Regions from separate parts of the Homo sapiens genome. Here regions 2, 3 and 4 are each linked to region 1. Evidence: chromatin contacts called from ENCODE Hi-C or POLR2A ChIA-PET data. All regions are on one chromosome and are shown on one strand. Each heading gives the region's core, a stretch centred on a gene start or an enhancer-like site at or near the end of the contact. The rest is flanking DNA. Distances are from core to core; before and after follow the strand shown.

Region 1 (3,597 bases), core at 741-3,240:
AAGACTGGGCGCCTGTGTCCCAGCCTCTGGTTATTGTCTGAGGGCTCCCAACCCCGCTCCAACTCCCACGTCCTGCTTGTCTCTTGCTCAGCTCTGTCTGTGCTCCACCCTCAGCTCACCTGCCCATTGACGTGACCTGCCCAGCTCCCAGGAGCATTTATATGTGTGACTCCTGCCCTCTGCTCCAACCTTGGTCCCTAAGTCATCCAGTCCTGCTGGGGTGCCTCCAGCTGCCCCGGGCTTCCTCCATGATCTCCCTAGACCTGGTCTAAATCTGTCACCTCTTGCCTCAATTTGCCCTTTTGAATCTTCTCCCTTTCCTTTTTCTGCGAGTCTGCACCCTGCTGGCCCCTTGCTAAGTCTCCTCCTTCTGTCCCTGTCTTTGCTCCCAAGGGTCCTCACCAGCGAGGGTTCTGCCTTCTTCTCTGGAGTTGTCTCATCCTCCCTGTTTCTTGGAGGCCTGTCTGGGGCCCTGCTTCTCAGGGAGGTACCTGAGGGTTCCTGGGATCCCTGGGGACCATGCCTTCCTGGACAGCTATAGGGTTCAATGGAAAAGCATGGGTTCTGGAGGGCAGGCACACCTTCATTTGAATCCTGACGCTGCTCCTTTCTAGAGTGACCTCAGGTCACTGCCTTATTCTCTGCATCTATAAAATGAAGATAATTCCAACCTATTTAGTTGTTCTAAGGATTATATTAAAATGTGTAAGAGACCTGGAGCAGGGCTGAGCACATAGCAAATGAGTAATAATGGTTGCTTTCCTTTCTTCCTCTGACACTAGTGTCTGCACCATCCACTGGGCACTGTGGGTCAAGCCACACTGAGCCGCACTGGCCAGACCCTACCTGGACTCATAGGCGAGAGGCTACAGTGATGGGGACAAGGGAACCTGGTACTGCCAGGGCCCAAGCCCCACGCCCGGTGCCAGGTGGCTGAGGATCTCCCCAGGCCTGGCACGGGTGCTCAGGCTTGGGGCGCTGATTTGTCTCCCCTGCCCAGACATGTAAAGGGCCACTTAAGGAGGTCGAGGGGTGGAGTCCAGGGCCCTGAGCCAAATCTCTGCCCAGGCTGTAGCCCTCAAGTCATGGGAAAATCTGCTTCTGGGGTGGAGGCTGGTCTTGGAATGGCAGGTAAGGAGCAGGACAGGATGGGGAGGACCACCTCGCAGACCTCACTCTCACCACCAGGTATACACACACTTGTGACTTGCTTGCCCCCTCAGTGGGTGAGCAGTTTCTTCAAGCCCTTGAAACGCCAAGGTCTTGTCACAGTTTTCTCCCGGGGCAAAGGGGCTACTTTCCCCTACACTAAAGAGAGCCCTCTCCGAACAATTTATTCTTTGCCAGAGATACTGGGCTCTGTGCAGGCTCCTAGAGGGAGCTTTCTCTACCGATCAAGAAGCATCTGCTTCCCTTATTCACTTAGCAAAAATTTCTTCTTTTTTTTTTTTTTTTTTTTTTTTTTTTTTTTTTTTTTTTTGCGGCGGAGTCTCACTCTGTCTCCCAGGCTGGAGTACAGTAGTATGATCGGCTCACCACAACCTCTGCCTCCCAGATTCAAGCCATTCTCCTGCCTCAGCCTCCCGAGTAGCTGGGATTACAGGCGCCTGCCACCATGCCCGGCTAATTTTTATATTTTGAGTAGAGACGGGGTTTCAGCATGTTGGCCAGGCTGGTCTTGAACTCCTGACCTCGTGATCCACCCGCCTCAGCCTCCCAAAGTGCTAAAATTACAGTCGTGAGCCACCGCGCCTGGCCCCAGAGATGGCTTTCTGTCCTGAGCAAGAAGGAAATATTCTGGAAGTTATACTTTCCAATGCTTTCCTCCCCACCAACCGGACAAAAGGCCAGGGGCCCACTCCAGCTGCCCTAGGGAATCCCCCAACATCTCACCTCTCCTTAGCTCCTCTGGGCTTCTGCAGTGACATCAGTGTGACTTCAGCACTGCGCTTTTTGAGCTAGCGGCTCTGCTCCGCTGCCCTCGGGCCCCACTTCCTCTAAATTCCCCGTTCCTCTCCCCGTGGCTCCACTTCTTCTTCGGGGCCGTGGCAGCGTTCTTCAATGTTCCCCGTGCACAGCCTGGATCCTGGCTGCCGCCTGTCCTACCTGTCCACGAGCTCCCCCTCTTTTTTTCCTCACTCTTGACTCAGAGAAACCCCACCCAATGCCTGCCAGATAGCGGAAGCTTAACAATCAGTTGTTAGATGTGCAAATAAAATACAGCCACAGATCGTTATATTGGTAACACAAACACAACATTCAGAGACCAAGAAAATGAAAAAGGGAGGTCTAGAAGGTCCTCACCTTCGTTCTTTTGTAAATAACGATGTCTTTATTATCAACAGGTCCCACCAAGGATTTTCCTGGTGTGTAAATTTATGAGGTGTCTTATAAAGGAATGACAAATGGAAAACACAGTTCATTATACACTTAACAAATTGCCTTTATTAAAAAAACAAAAACCAGGAAATCAGGATTGTCCTTGAGGAGTGAACACACCCAGGGGCCATGCCCCAAATGTTCTTTCTGTGTCAAGTGAGCCAACCCCGTCCCCTCTGTCCCATTCCCACACACACGTTTCCTCTTGCGCAGCTCAGGCACCGGGACTGGGTCCCCTCCCTAGCCCTGCCGGGAAGGAGAAAAGAAAGCGAGACTGAGCCCAGCCAATCAACAGTCAGCATTTCTGAAGCTCCTCCCCAAATACAAATATGCGCTCCGCCCCCGCTAGCGCCACCTGGAGGGTGAAGAGCGAAATGCGGCGACTGCACTGGGTCCTCGGCCTGGCGGAGCCGCCCACTTCGCTGGTTTTTGCAGCCGATGGAGACCCGGACTCCGCTCCGAAACCTGCTGACCGCGGTGGGGTTATTCGGAGCGGAGCCGCCGAGGGGCTGTCGAGCGCTTTTGAATCTGTTTACTTGAAATGACTTTCCCCACAACTTTCCCTGATTTCTATTCCCACTTGACCAAAAGAATGAGTTTGATGTGGAAAAGTGGCCAGAAAAGTGGCAATAGTGGTGTTAGGTGCTCAATGGCATCTCTTTGGGCTCAGCCTCCATTAAGCAAAGTAGATGCCTGGGGTGGGGAGGTGGCACCCTTTTTCCGGATCCCCAGTCAGTGGGGCAGGGGCTTCGGACACTGTCCCCACAGCTGGACTAGTGGCCCAGAGATCCTAGAAGGGACCCAGCCTTCCCGCGCTGCACCCAGACCTCCGGGGTGTGACCGCCAAGCTGTCCTGGCTCCCCTGCTCAGTGGCCTGATGGGGGTCTCAGTCCCGCACTCCCTCGTGGGGTCGGGGCACTAAAACAATCATTTTTTCAGGCCATGCTCCTTGATCCTAATTTAAAAGGCGGCCTGGCCGGACGCGGTGGCTCATATCTGTAGCTCCAGCACAGAGTTGGAGGCCAAGGCAGGCGGATCACCTGAGATAAGGAGTTTGAGGCCAGCCTGGCCAACATGGTGAGACCCCCGTCTCTACTAAAAATACAAAAATCACCCGGGTGTGGTGGCACGTGCCCGTAGTCCCAGCTACTTGGCAGGCTGAGGCAAGAGAATCGCTTGAACCCGGGAGGCGGAGGTTGCAGTAAGCCAAGATCATGC
Region 2 (3,716 bases), core at 18-2,517, 520 kb before region 1:
ATATATCCATATCAATTGCTGAAATAGGCTGTTTGATCCATGACTGAACGGAAATATAAGGAAGTATCTAGATACTTCTAGATGGCCTCTCAAACTCCCTTTAATATCTTTTTCTCTTTTTTTTTTGCACAACAGATCCTTTTTGAAAAATGGAGGAAAAGTTATGAATCCTCTTAAAAAATTCACATATAACACACAAAATATAGTTCATAATTTTAGGGAGTCCATGAATTTCTGAAACGCATCCATAAACTTTAAGTATTGCTCTCACCTGTCTTTCCTCCCAAGAGGCAATCCAATCCTCAGTCCTATTTCACACTATAGTAAGTTTACTGGATTGTTTGGAAGCAGCTTCTGGAAGCAGGTGGATTTGGGAGATCAGCAGTTGTTACTACATTCTTCTTACTTTGCAAGGTATCAAGGTGTAGATGATGTAAGAGAAGATGCCACATTCTGGATCTTTCAGAAAGCTGTTACGGATACTACAAATAATGGTCTCTGACCACAGAAATAGGTGAATCATTCAGCAAATATTTACTGGGCGCCTGATATGTACAGGCACTATGCTAGGGACTGAGCTCACCGAAATAAAGAAGACACCATTTCTGTCATTGATGAGTAGCTTCACATGTAAAAGCATGGATGCAGTTACTGGTGGCCTTAAAAACAAAGTCACCTAAGTTTGAGGCATTCTGGGGAGATGGAAAGGGCTCTGAGCTGGCAATTTGATTTTTGGTTTCTCTACATCCCAGACTTATGAGCTTGGCAAGTCACTCAATCTCAGTTGCTTCGCCTATCGAATGGGGTTAATAGGCAGACGAGAATTGTTGCCTATCTTCAAAAAGATAACCTCTGTAAAAATGCAAATAAATGAGAAAACACAAACGCAGGGCTGATCTAAAGTGATAGTTGGCAGAGCCACCCACTGAGGGAAGAGTTCAGCTCCCCAGGTCTACACAGCCTGTGCAGCGCCTCGCAAGAGGCGGGATCCGCTCAGTAAGCTTTCCCGGATGGCACAGGTTCCGCTTCCGCAGGCAGATATTCGCTGTAGGTGTGAGCGCCAGGCGTCAGACTACAGCTACTGCCGGGGCCTCCTTGGCGCGCATGCTCCTGCGGAGAGGCGGAGACCGGAAGGGCGGGGGCGTGGCGAGGTACCGCAGACCGCCGGCTCGATAGCTCAGCGGCCGGGCTTGGGAGGCGGGGGCGCGCCCGCGCTCGTTCGCGCGGCCGGCTGCGTACAGTAGTGACGGCCGCGCGGGAGCGGTCACATGACCGTAGCGGCAGCCTGTACAGTAAGAACCCAATATGGCAGCGGCGGTAGCAGTGGCAACGGCAGCAAGAGGACCGGCCGCCCCATAGACCCCCCCGCGCACCACCCCCGCCGCTTCCTCTGCTTGGGTGCCCCCCCGGTCTGACTTCCCTTTTCTCCCACCTTTCCCGGCACCGCGGGAAAAGCAGCGCAGGGCAGAGCAGGCAGGGAGGGCGGCCGGAGCCCGGACACGGGAGCCTCCCAGTCAGTTCAAGACCCGACATGAGGGAAAAGGGACGTAGGAAGAAGGGCAGGACCTGGGCGGAGGCCGCCAAGACGGTAAGGGGGAGGGAGCGAAGGGGAAGGCCGGGAGGATTTTGTTCCCTTGTCGCCCGCCAGTCGCAGGGAAAGGGAGGTCACTGGCCCAGGGACCCGGCTGAAGGGGCACAAAACCGCGCGGAGAGGGCGGCGGTTAGTGTCGGGGTTGCGATCCCTGTGGGAATGGAGGCGCCCGGCGGAACGTGATAGCCGCGGGGCCGTGGCGTCCCTCGGCGTCTGCGGCGAGTCCTCTCAGTGTTTTGAGGCTGTCTTTTGGGGTCGAGCCGATATCACCTCCGCTCTGTGGTAGCCCTCGCCCCGGCACGGGGAAGTCTGTGGTGCTTGCACGGTAACCGGTTCTTCTCCCTTGTGCGGCTGGAGAGCCCCCATTGGATGCAGATAGGAGAAGGCTTGTGCGTGCATCCAGCCCCGGAAAGGAGAGGGGAGCGCTGGAGCTGGATAGAATTTACCCGTTACAGCGGACGTGCCTGTGACCCCGGGCCCCCTGTTTGTCTGGCTCCCGGAGCAGACGAGAGATCACGAGGCTTTTGTTTTTGTTTGGTGTTGGAGCCGAAAGTGCAGGAGGTGTTTAGAAACGAAGTAACAGGTGGGACTTGTAGAATTTTTTTTTTTCCTGTTTCCGTAGAGACCTACTCTGAACAAGGCAGCAATGCATGGTGGGACGTGTAGTTTACCCGGCCTTCACGTTACCCTAGCCAAAGGGATGGTGCCCTAATGAAGTTGTAATTAGTGGGCAAAACAATTTTCCCCCTAATTGTGTTATGACGAAATTTAGAGGTAGATTTTAAAAAGTGGAATATTGAGGATTAGTGAGAACTTTTACCATATTTTAAGAAGAAAAAATTAAAAGCATGTTGTATGCAGAAATGAAATGGCAGGAGATAGTGAAGTTCATACATCGTTGAGGGTGCAGCAGAAAAGTAATAGGGCATTAAACGGCAGCATTTTAATAGTGGAAAGTGAGAGGTGTTCACCCCTTTAATGGTGATTAATGCCGGTAATACTTCGACAACGTAGCCCTTCTTAGTGAACCCTTATTAGATGCCATATGGTTTATTTTTTAATGAGTTTTTTAAATATAAAAGTAATGTTCACTGTGGGGAAATTTGGAAAATTATAAAAAAGTATAAAGAAGAACATTTAAAAAAAATCACATTTATTTCACCGCTCGGCTGTATCTGCTAACATTTGGTATATTACCGTCTAGTCTCTTTATTTCCCCAAATCTAGGTCATACTGTTTATTCAGTCTTGTGCATTTGTTTCTAAACTTTGTGCATTTGTTTTGTAAACTTTATGCATTAGGAGGTTGATGAGTTTTCAATTTGTATCTCTCTTAGTTGGAAATGTAAAAAAGTTAAGAAATAATAGCACATTTTACTTACTGGGTGTTTTCACTTACAATATGTCTTTGTATATCTTCCTGTGCTAGTAGTTTCCCTCTAAAAGATAAGACTCCTATACTTTTTTTTGAAGGTGTAGAGGTTGCATCCCCACAGAGGGCTGTTTTACTCTCAGTATACCTCAAGACCTCTTTCTGTTAATAAAAGAAGCATGATAAATTTTAATTATAGGTAAGCAGACCTGGACCCTAATTTATGCTAATTAATTTTAAGTTCCTAGGGTCTTTAAAATTGTTTTTTTAATTAAAAATATTTTGTAGAGACAGGGTCTTTCTATGTTGCCCAGGCTAGGCTAGTCTTGAACTCCTGGGCTGAAGCAGTCCTCCTGCCGTTGGCCTCTCAAAGCACTAATATTACACAAGTTTCTAGAATCTTAGGAGTGTTTTTTGAATTATGATCCCTTTGATAAAATAGTCATTGGGAGATTGCGACAAATAGGAAAAATTAGTCTGCATCTACTTAGCTTTTCCTATGTTAGTATATTTGCTCATTTCATGCCCTAGCTAGCTATGTGAAAAATAGTATTTAAAAGATGGAAAGACTACTTTGATCAGTAGAGTTCCTGAGGGTACCAGTATATTAGTAGCTTGGTATTTTTCTTTGATTCTGGCAAATACATGAAGCCCCAGTCTCAGTGAAAATGTGTTTTAGAAAGAGAATGATGACACTAAAGTTTTTCTAGTAGCCAAAATCTAGAAAACACTCTTAATTTTGGGGGGTTATTTT
Region 3 (3,262 bases), core at 290-2,789, 980 kb before region 1:
TCTTATAAAGCATCACATGAGGGAATACAAAATATCTTTTGAGTGTTTTCAATCTTTACCCATTTATGGGGAAAAAAGACTTTTTAAAATAAGCATTTATAAAGCGCTTACTATCTGAAGACAACATAAGGGGAACGCAACGATAAGAAAAAAAGATCTGTGAGATTTGTGTTCAAGCAAAACTGATCCCATGGATTTTTCCTTTGGATACCACTGGATTCATAATTTTAATATAAATGCAGTATTGAGTAATTGCAATAGAAGAATATTTAGGTTATAAATGTGTGCTTTTTTTTCCCCAAGGAAGCCTCATTATAACTAAAATGATATCAACAAACTATTTTAGTGAACATTGGACGCTTGCTAAATCGACCTTTGTTTTCCAGGATGATAGGAAGTCATCTGCTGTCAGATACAGGAACTTATATAATAAAAAAGGGGGAAAGATCAGAACAGAAAATTACACGAAACTTCTAGTAAATTAAGACACTTATTTAGTTGAAAATATAAATCTAGGGAAGATTCTTTATAAGAAAAAGGAGATTTCCTATTATAAACACTGCTCCCATTGAAATAGCTATTTTATTGGCACTTAGAAAGTCAGACCCTAGTAAGGAAGAAAATGTTTTATATGTCAATATTTACCCTGCAGAACAGACAACAAAAGGGGAGTAGAGCTTAAGGCAAAACAGGAGGTATCTGGGTTAACAGCCTTCTAAAATGAAAGTTGAAAAGCACTGGCCCGAGTTACCAAGAAGGCTCTGGACCCTCTTTCCACTTAAAATGTTAAGACAAGTCATCACCTCGGTTCAGAATGGTATGGCACAATACGGCTTGAAAGCAGAGAAACATGCTATGTGACCTTCTAAGGACCCTTGCTTTTTTTTTTTTTAACTCGAGTTAAACAAAATCCATTATGACTTTTTCAGTTATTCATTCATTCCACAAATGCTTACTGGGTGCCTAGTATGCACATAGCACTGTGCTTAAGCCATGATGGTCCACAAGAAAACTCTAATGAGTTGGGCATTATATTCTAATGGCGAGACACGCTAAAGCAGCAATTCCATAAACGAACAGAGCGCACATTTAAGGGGGAAAGGGGCACGTAGGGAGGGCTTCTTTGAGGAAGCAATATTTAAGCTAAGATGTGAAGATGAACGGGTAACAACAAGGATGAAGGGTTAAAGCCCATATTTCAGGCTTGGTCGACTGGATGGTTAGAGTCATTCATTGGTAAAGGAACTGCGGATGGGAACCAGATTTGGAGGAAAGTTAACCACCCGCATTTATTTACTGGGGTCCTAGTATGTTGCCAAGCGCTTCACAAATTCCTCTAATCATTTTGCACAGCAGAAGCTATTACTTTCAGTTTCATACACAAAAGAGAGGCTGAGCGGGGTTAAAATGACGTGCCCAAGACGAAATAAAGAAATCTGACTTTTGTAATCAGGTTTGTATGTGCTCGAAAGCCCGCGCTCTTTCCACTCCACAGCTCCTTCCTGTGCACCTCCCTTTCATCTGGTGGCCCTAGCGCCACAAGCTGCCGCTTAGGAAGTCCCTGCCGGGAGCAGAAGTGGAGACATCAGCAGGATGGCATCGGCAAGTCGCTCCCCTCCCGGGCCTCATCTGCCAAACGATCATCTCCTCCTCCGAAGTTGTATGCATGACAGGCGAGTGGAAACTTCACTAAAATGAAGGCGATTGACACAACAGAAGGAACTCCATCCTTTCGGGGGCTTACGAAAATAATAAGTTTAAAAAAAATAGGAAGGGAATTCCCTCGCTCCATGATCACTGAGCGCTCTCCTAAGGAAAAGGAAATCTCCCGGGGGGTGCCGACTACGGGCGGCGGGCTTAGGATGCTCCCACGCTCCCCGACCCCCAATCCCCAGGACCCGCAGGACCTCCGGAGGAACGCCCGCCAGCCCGCCCGGAGCCACGCGGCACAAGGTGACACGGACCGCGCCGCGCGGGCCCCTCAGCCGCCTGGGCGAGGCCGGGAGCAGGGAGAGGGGCATCCGCCGGCCCGCGGTACCTTGTACTTATCAAAGCCAGCCAGCTGCTCCGGGCTCACGTATTCGTAGCCAGCCATGACGACCCGAAAACTGAGCGCCCACTCGGCAGCGACTCCCGGCTACAAGGCTGTGACACACAAGCACCACACCGGCTGGGCAAGGATGGCAAAGACTGGGCTGCCCGAGAAGGTAGGAGAGCCGCGCTCCGCCCACCGCGCACGCGTAGCCGCCTCGGCCCCTTCGGCCGCCTCTCAGTGCGCAAGCGCAGCCCACGCTTCTCCCCGCCCATCGAGGGGGGGTTGCTAGCCCGCTCGAGCGGCCCGTCCCCCGACACTGCTGTTGTCCAATCGGCGTGGATCAGGCAACACTAAGTCCCGCCTTCCAGCTCTCTTCGTCGCTTCATTTGCTAGCGTCAAAATTGGTGAGCTGAGGTAAGGCAAGAGAGGGGGTGAAAGGTCAATTTCCCAGCGGGCTTTGCTCCCGGTCCCGGGGGAAGGTGGGATTTCTGTGGTATCCGCACTTGCGTGGTGATCTGGGGTATACCGTTTTAGTCTTGGGGGTAGAGTGACTGCTTGCGAACCAGTTCAGCAGTGCCTCAGGTAAGAGGACTTAGTTCTCCCGCTGCAGCGAAGTAAAAGAGGAAGGAGGTCTGTACCGCGAGCCGCTCCCAGCTCCTGGTGCGGTGCGCTGCGTGCCGTAGAAATTTAGTAAACGTGGTTAGATGTAGAGAAGGCCGAGCTGCTGCCGGGGCCACGGGAGTCTTTGTGCGGTCAGCAGAGGGACTTGAAAGACAGGTGAAAGGACATTGGAGACAAGCCCCTCAGGTCTATGTTGCTTAGGAACCTTGGACCGCCTCATCGCACTCCGCTCTATCAAACCGTTCCAAATTAAGATTGCTGGTGTCTCCCGACCAGATAAAAGCAGTGATCTCTCAGTCTCGACGAGTCCTTAAATGCGTTTGCAAGAGGTGTTTTACATAACTGGAGCCCAGTTAATTGTAAAACAAACAAACAAACAAAAAACACTAGATCAATGGCTAGTGAGTATCTACTAATAAAATTTTATAATAGTTGCTGCTTTTTATTGAGCGCCTTCTGTGGGGAGAACTTCACATACATTATCAACCCCATAACAACACTGAAGTGAAAGGCATTATCCCCTTTTTCAGATTAGGCAGCCTGCCCAGAGTCACTTAGTTACGAAGCTCGGAAATGATCGACCCAACATGAAATGAGTTCTGTGTT
Region 4 (3,419 bases), core at 793-3,292, 670 kb before region 1:
AAAGTGGAGTGTTAAAAGCAAACAGTGCTAGGGAAGTGCTAGCGCTAAGTGCTAGTATTCTCTAACCCACAAGTTAGAGAACAAGCTCTAAGTTTCATGAAATTTATGACAGACCAAGAAAACAGTATGATACTCTGGAAATAAGGATTATGATAATTTGCCTCCCAAAAAAGGTAAGCAAAATAAAAATCTATTTAAAAAATCACTTGTCCAATTTAATTTCAGTATAATTTCTTTTGTGAGAATGAAGCAGGTATTTGTCACAAAAGAAAACCCAAACCAAATATTTCAGTTACGCTATACAAACTGTTTCAAATCAGCTTAATTTTGACAATTCCCAGAGTTCAAAGACGACTGCCGTTGCTTTTTAAAAGCCTCTCAATATAAAAGTACATTTAAAAATGGGTTCAACTGCACCGCCACAATGCTGAGAGCCATGTGTCTTTTAAGAAATTTATTGCGGAGCGGATGGGTTTCACAATTAATATAGCACAATTAGCGTCAATGCCACTTAAATTTTCTAACCAGATTCAAAAGGGACTTTCCTAGAGCCTTCCCTTTTCCTTTCCTAAACGGGAAATTCGATTAAAAAGGTCACTCTTTAGCTCTTACTTCCACACTAAGTAATTCTGAAACATGGTGAAAGTGCATTATAAGTCCATAGGGCTATGACTGGCAAAATACTTTCCTGTAAATACTAGAGTCAAATAAAATAGAAGAGAGAGCTTGACTTCACTCCGTTGGGTTTGAGGACAGAAACTGATCATCTCCCTCAGATTACTGCTTCTGTTGATGTCTCGAAAAGCACTGAGGCAAATATGCCAGAGTCCCACCCCAAGCGCGAAGAGCCTCCGATTGTTTGACACATCAATGGATTAGTGAATGAGGGCAACTCACTCTTCCCTTCTAATTTACCTTAATTATTCTTCTCAGAAACCCTCAAGTTTACTCTAAGTTATCACCATATGGAATCTTTTCTTTGCCCCAAAGTATAAATTCAGGCCTTTCCCAAATAGCTAGTACTGCTTCAATCGCAACCACTGAAATAAATACCTTAAAAATATCACACATCTACTAATTCCACGCAAATGTGGAAAAAGCCAGTCCAGTCGCCTGAAGAAATAAGGTTCTGGAACATGGTTAAATGATGCATATTTTGTAACAGAAGGCACTGAGCATAGTGGGAGACTCGAAAGCAAAAGACCGGATGGAAATCATGGGAAGACCCCGCCCCAGTAAGCTCGATGCCGATTCAAACAGTAACTTGGATGTGTCGTTTGGAATCGGAATCACTGAAACAAAGGCGTATATTACGGGAAGCAAGATGTCTGGAGTAAAATAAACGGTATGCAGCTACCGAGACCGTACACCGTCCTCCCACAGGTCTTACCTATGGTGGAAATAAAGGTAGTATTGAAGGCATCATCCGAAAAACGAAAAAGGACGCAGGTCTTCCCCACTCCGGAATCCCCGATCAGGAGCAGCTTGAAAAGCAGGTCGTACGTCTTCTTCGCCATTGGGAGGAGCGGCTCGGGCTCTCGCCGCCGGCGGCCCCAAGGGATCGGTCCCTCTCACTACGGCCAACTCCTCACTCGGGCGTTCTCAGGCCGGAGGACCGGGGAAGCGTGGGAAAAAGGCTCGAGACGGCGCGGGCGACCTACGAACAGCTTTGAGGAAGCCCCGACAGTGGCGGCGTCCAGTGCCTCCGAGGGCGGCGACCGCGGCTCCGCAGCCTCTCCCAGCCCGTCCGCCCGGTTCCGGGGAGTCGGTCGGGACAAAATGGCCTCCCCTCCCCCCTCAGGGCTTCTCGGCCGGGACGCTCCCACGGGCGAGCAAGCCTGCTCTGCCGTCGAGGAGGCGCAGCGGGCGTGAGGACAGTCTCTCTCCCGAGCGGAAACTCCCTGCTAGCACGCGGCGAGGGCAGCGAAGAAGGACCCCTAAGTCGACGAGCTCAGTTACATAGCCCCAGGAAACCGAGCCACCCCGGCCAGAGCCACCTTTTCCCCGTGCCCTCTCACGCCGGCGTGCGCGCTGCCTGAGACGCACGCAAGGGCGTACGCCCGCCCTTCCCTCACGCCCTAGCCTTGCGGTCCGCCTCTGCGCACGCGCACAAGAGGGCATGGGGGCGCGCCGAAGTGGCGAGTGGAATGCTCCTGTCTCCAAGCCTCAGTCTGAGGCTGGACCCAGAGGGGAGAAGGGAGGGGCGAGAAAGGGCGAGGCCGCGGGCGCGCTCCCTGTGGCCGCCTGATAGGGTGCGCGGCGTTACGAGCACGCCCCGGGGGAGACGCTACCTAGCGACTGCGCAGGCGCAGCGCCCCCCCTCCGACCCCCGCCTCCCGCCTCCCGCTCCCCGCTCCCCGGGACACCCTTACAGAGCCCAGCACCTCCTTCCCCTCCCGGGGTCTCCCGCTGGACTGCGCTGCGGTTTCTCTGCACAGCGCTTGTCGGGTGTGTTGAGCTGGAGGTCTTGGCGCAGCGACGGGCTTGGGTGGCCATGTGTTCCCGTGTAGGTGGAGCTCGTAAACGCGAGAAAAAGCCGCGCCCTGGGTCATTTAATAGCCTCTTTGCTAGAACGAGACGCCTCCCGGCGTGCCCCCTCTCCAGGGCCAGCCCTGACGGGGAAACATGAGCGCTCCATCCGGATTGACTTCAAGAGCAAGAGTTTGAGATGGAAAAGCTGGCCACGCCGCTCGGGTTGGGATGAGGTAATCCTCACAACCTCTTCCTGGGCGAGGAGAGGAAGGTTGAGGAACACCTGGGCGCAGGAAGAACCTCCCTGCGAAGTGGAGGGTTCTGTGCGGTGCTCAGAGAACCTGCTTCAGGCCTTTGCCGTCCTTCAGGAATCCGGGAGAACCCGAGAGCGCTCTGCAGAGGAGGTGGGGCCTCTGCCTGCCGCCAGCGTCGTACCACTGGGTTGAAAATTGAAAGGTGGTCAAGCCTACTCCCAGTCCGACACAGCCTGCTTCCTCGCATTTTCTTTTTCTTTTTTTCTTTTCTTTCTTTTTTTTTTTTTTTTTTTTGAGATGGAGTTTCGCTCGTTTCCTCGCATTTTCTTTTTCTTTTTTTCTTTTCTTTCTTTTTTTTTTTTTTTTTGAGATGGAGTTTCGCTCTTGTTGCCCAGGCTAGAGTGCAATGGCACAATCTCTGCTCACTGCAACCTCCACCACCTGGGTTCAAGTGATTCTCCTGCCTCGGCCTCCCAAGTAGCTGGGATTACAGGCATGTGCTACCACGCCCGGCTAATTTTTTGTATTTAGTAGAGACGGGGTTTCACCCTGTTAGTCAGGCTGGTGTCGAACACCTGACAGGTGACCCGCCCGCCCCGGCCTCCCAAAGTGCTGGGATTACAGGCGTTAGCCCCCGCGCCCGGGCCCTCGCATTTTCTTTGCATTTGCTTTACCTTCTGTTCTCTCTCCCCA

Evidence for each region. A loop is a pair of places that touch in the nucleus more often than their neighbours do. ChIA-PET counts read pairs that join two places held with the same protein, here RNA polymerase II (POLR2A). Pooled maps may share reads with other maps.
Region 2: a loop to region 1 is called in a map of naive thymus-derived CD4-positive, alpha-beta T cell, with 22 times the contacts of the local background. The contact joins the promoter of ASXL2 here to the enhancer-like site in region 1. A Hi-C loop is called at or near these places in 1 of 168 maps with a recorded cell type or tissue (naive thymus-derived CD4-positive, alpha-beta T cell), 3 of 37 single-sample maps with no recorded cell type and 8 of 50 pooled maps. POLR2A ChIA-PET finds 5 or more read pairs at or near these places in 2 of 52 experiments (PC-3 and activated CD4-positive, alpha-beta T cell).
Region 3: a loop to region 1 is called in a pooled map, with 8 times the contacts of the local background. The contact joins the promoter of ADGRF3 here to the enhancer-like site in region 1. A Hi-C loop is called at or near these places in 1 of 37 single-sample maps with no recorded cell type and 6 of 50 pooled maps. POLR2A ChIA-PET finds 5 or more read pairs at or near these places in 2 of 52 experiments (CD4-positive, alpha-beta T cell and activated CD8-positive, alpha-beta memory T cell).
Region 4: a pooled map shows a loop between it and region 1 (6-fold over the local background). The contact joins the promoter of RAB10 here to the enhancer-like site in region 1. A Hi-C loop is called at or near these places in 1 of 168 maps with a recorded cell type or tissue (naive thymus-derived CD4-positive, alpha-beta T cell), 1 of 37 single-sample maps with no recorded cell type and 6 of 50 pooled maps.

Annotation. Positions count from the first base shown.
Region 1 is chr2:25,361,249-25,364,845 of GRCh38, reverse strand. No RefSeq gene overlaps it. Among named protein-coding and RNA genes, the nearest start is that of DNMT3A, 21 kb to the right of the region's middle. RefSeq lists enhancers at 2,104-2,153, 2,204-2,303, 2,574-2,653. Within about 2 kb of position 1,990, at least 29 of the 41 ENCODE cell types and tissues checked have a DNase peak (open chromatin) inside an H3K27ac peak, as active enhancers do; they include CD4-positive, alpha-beta T cell, where a contact is called at or near this core.
Region 2 is chr2:25,876,038-25,879,753 of GRCh38, reverse strand. It overlaps ASXL2 (ASXL transcriptional regulator 2), which reads left to right and starts at 1,267. Exons shown (of 13, transcript NM_018263.6): 1 at 1,267-1,588. The coding sequence starts at 1,532. RefSeq lists a silencer at 1,088-1,247 and an enhancer at 2,158-2,207.
Region 3 is chr2:26,345,066-26,348,327 of GRCh38, reverse strand. ADGRF3 (adhesion G protein-coupled receptor F3) reads left to right here and starts at 1,539. Exons shown (of 14, transcript NM_001321971.2): 1 at 1,539-2,207. The coding sequence starts at 2,094. SELENOI (selenoprotein I) reads right to left here and starts at 2,185. Exons shown (of 10, transcript NM_033505.4): 1 at 2,039-2,185. The coding sequence starts at 2,095. RefSeq lists enhancers at 1,281-1,380, 1,493-2,260, 2,581-2,720 and silencers at 1,921-1,970, 2,031-2,090, 2,141-2,370.
Region 4 is chr2:26,032,707-26,036,125 of GRCh38, reverse strand. It overlaps RAB10 (RAB10, member RAS oncogene family), which reads right to left and starts at 2,042. Exons shown (of 6, transcript NM_016131.5): 1 at 1,391-2,042. The coding sequence starts at 1,517. LOC124907743 (a long non-coding RNA gene) reads left to right here and starts at 2,377. Exons shown (of 2, transcript XR_007086249.1): 1 at 2,377-2,448. RefSeq lists an enhancer at 1,787-1,836 and a silencer at 2,147-2,376.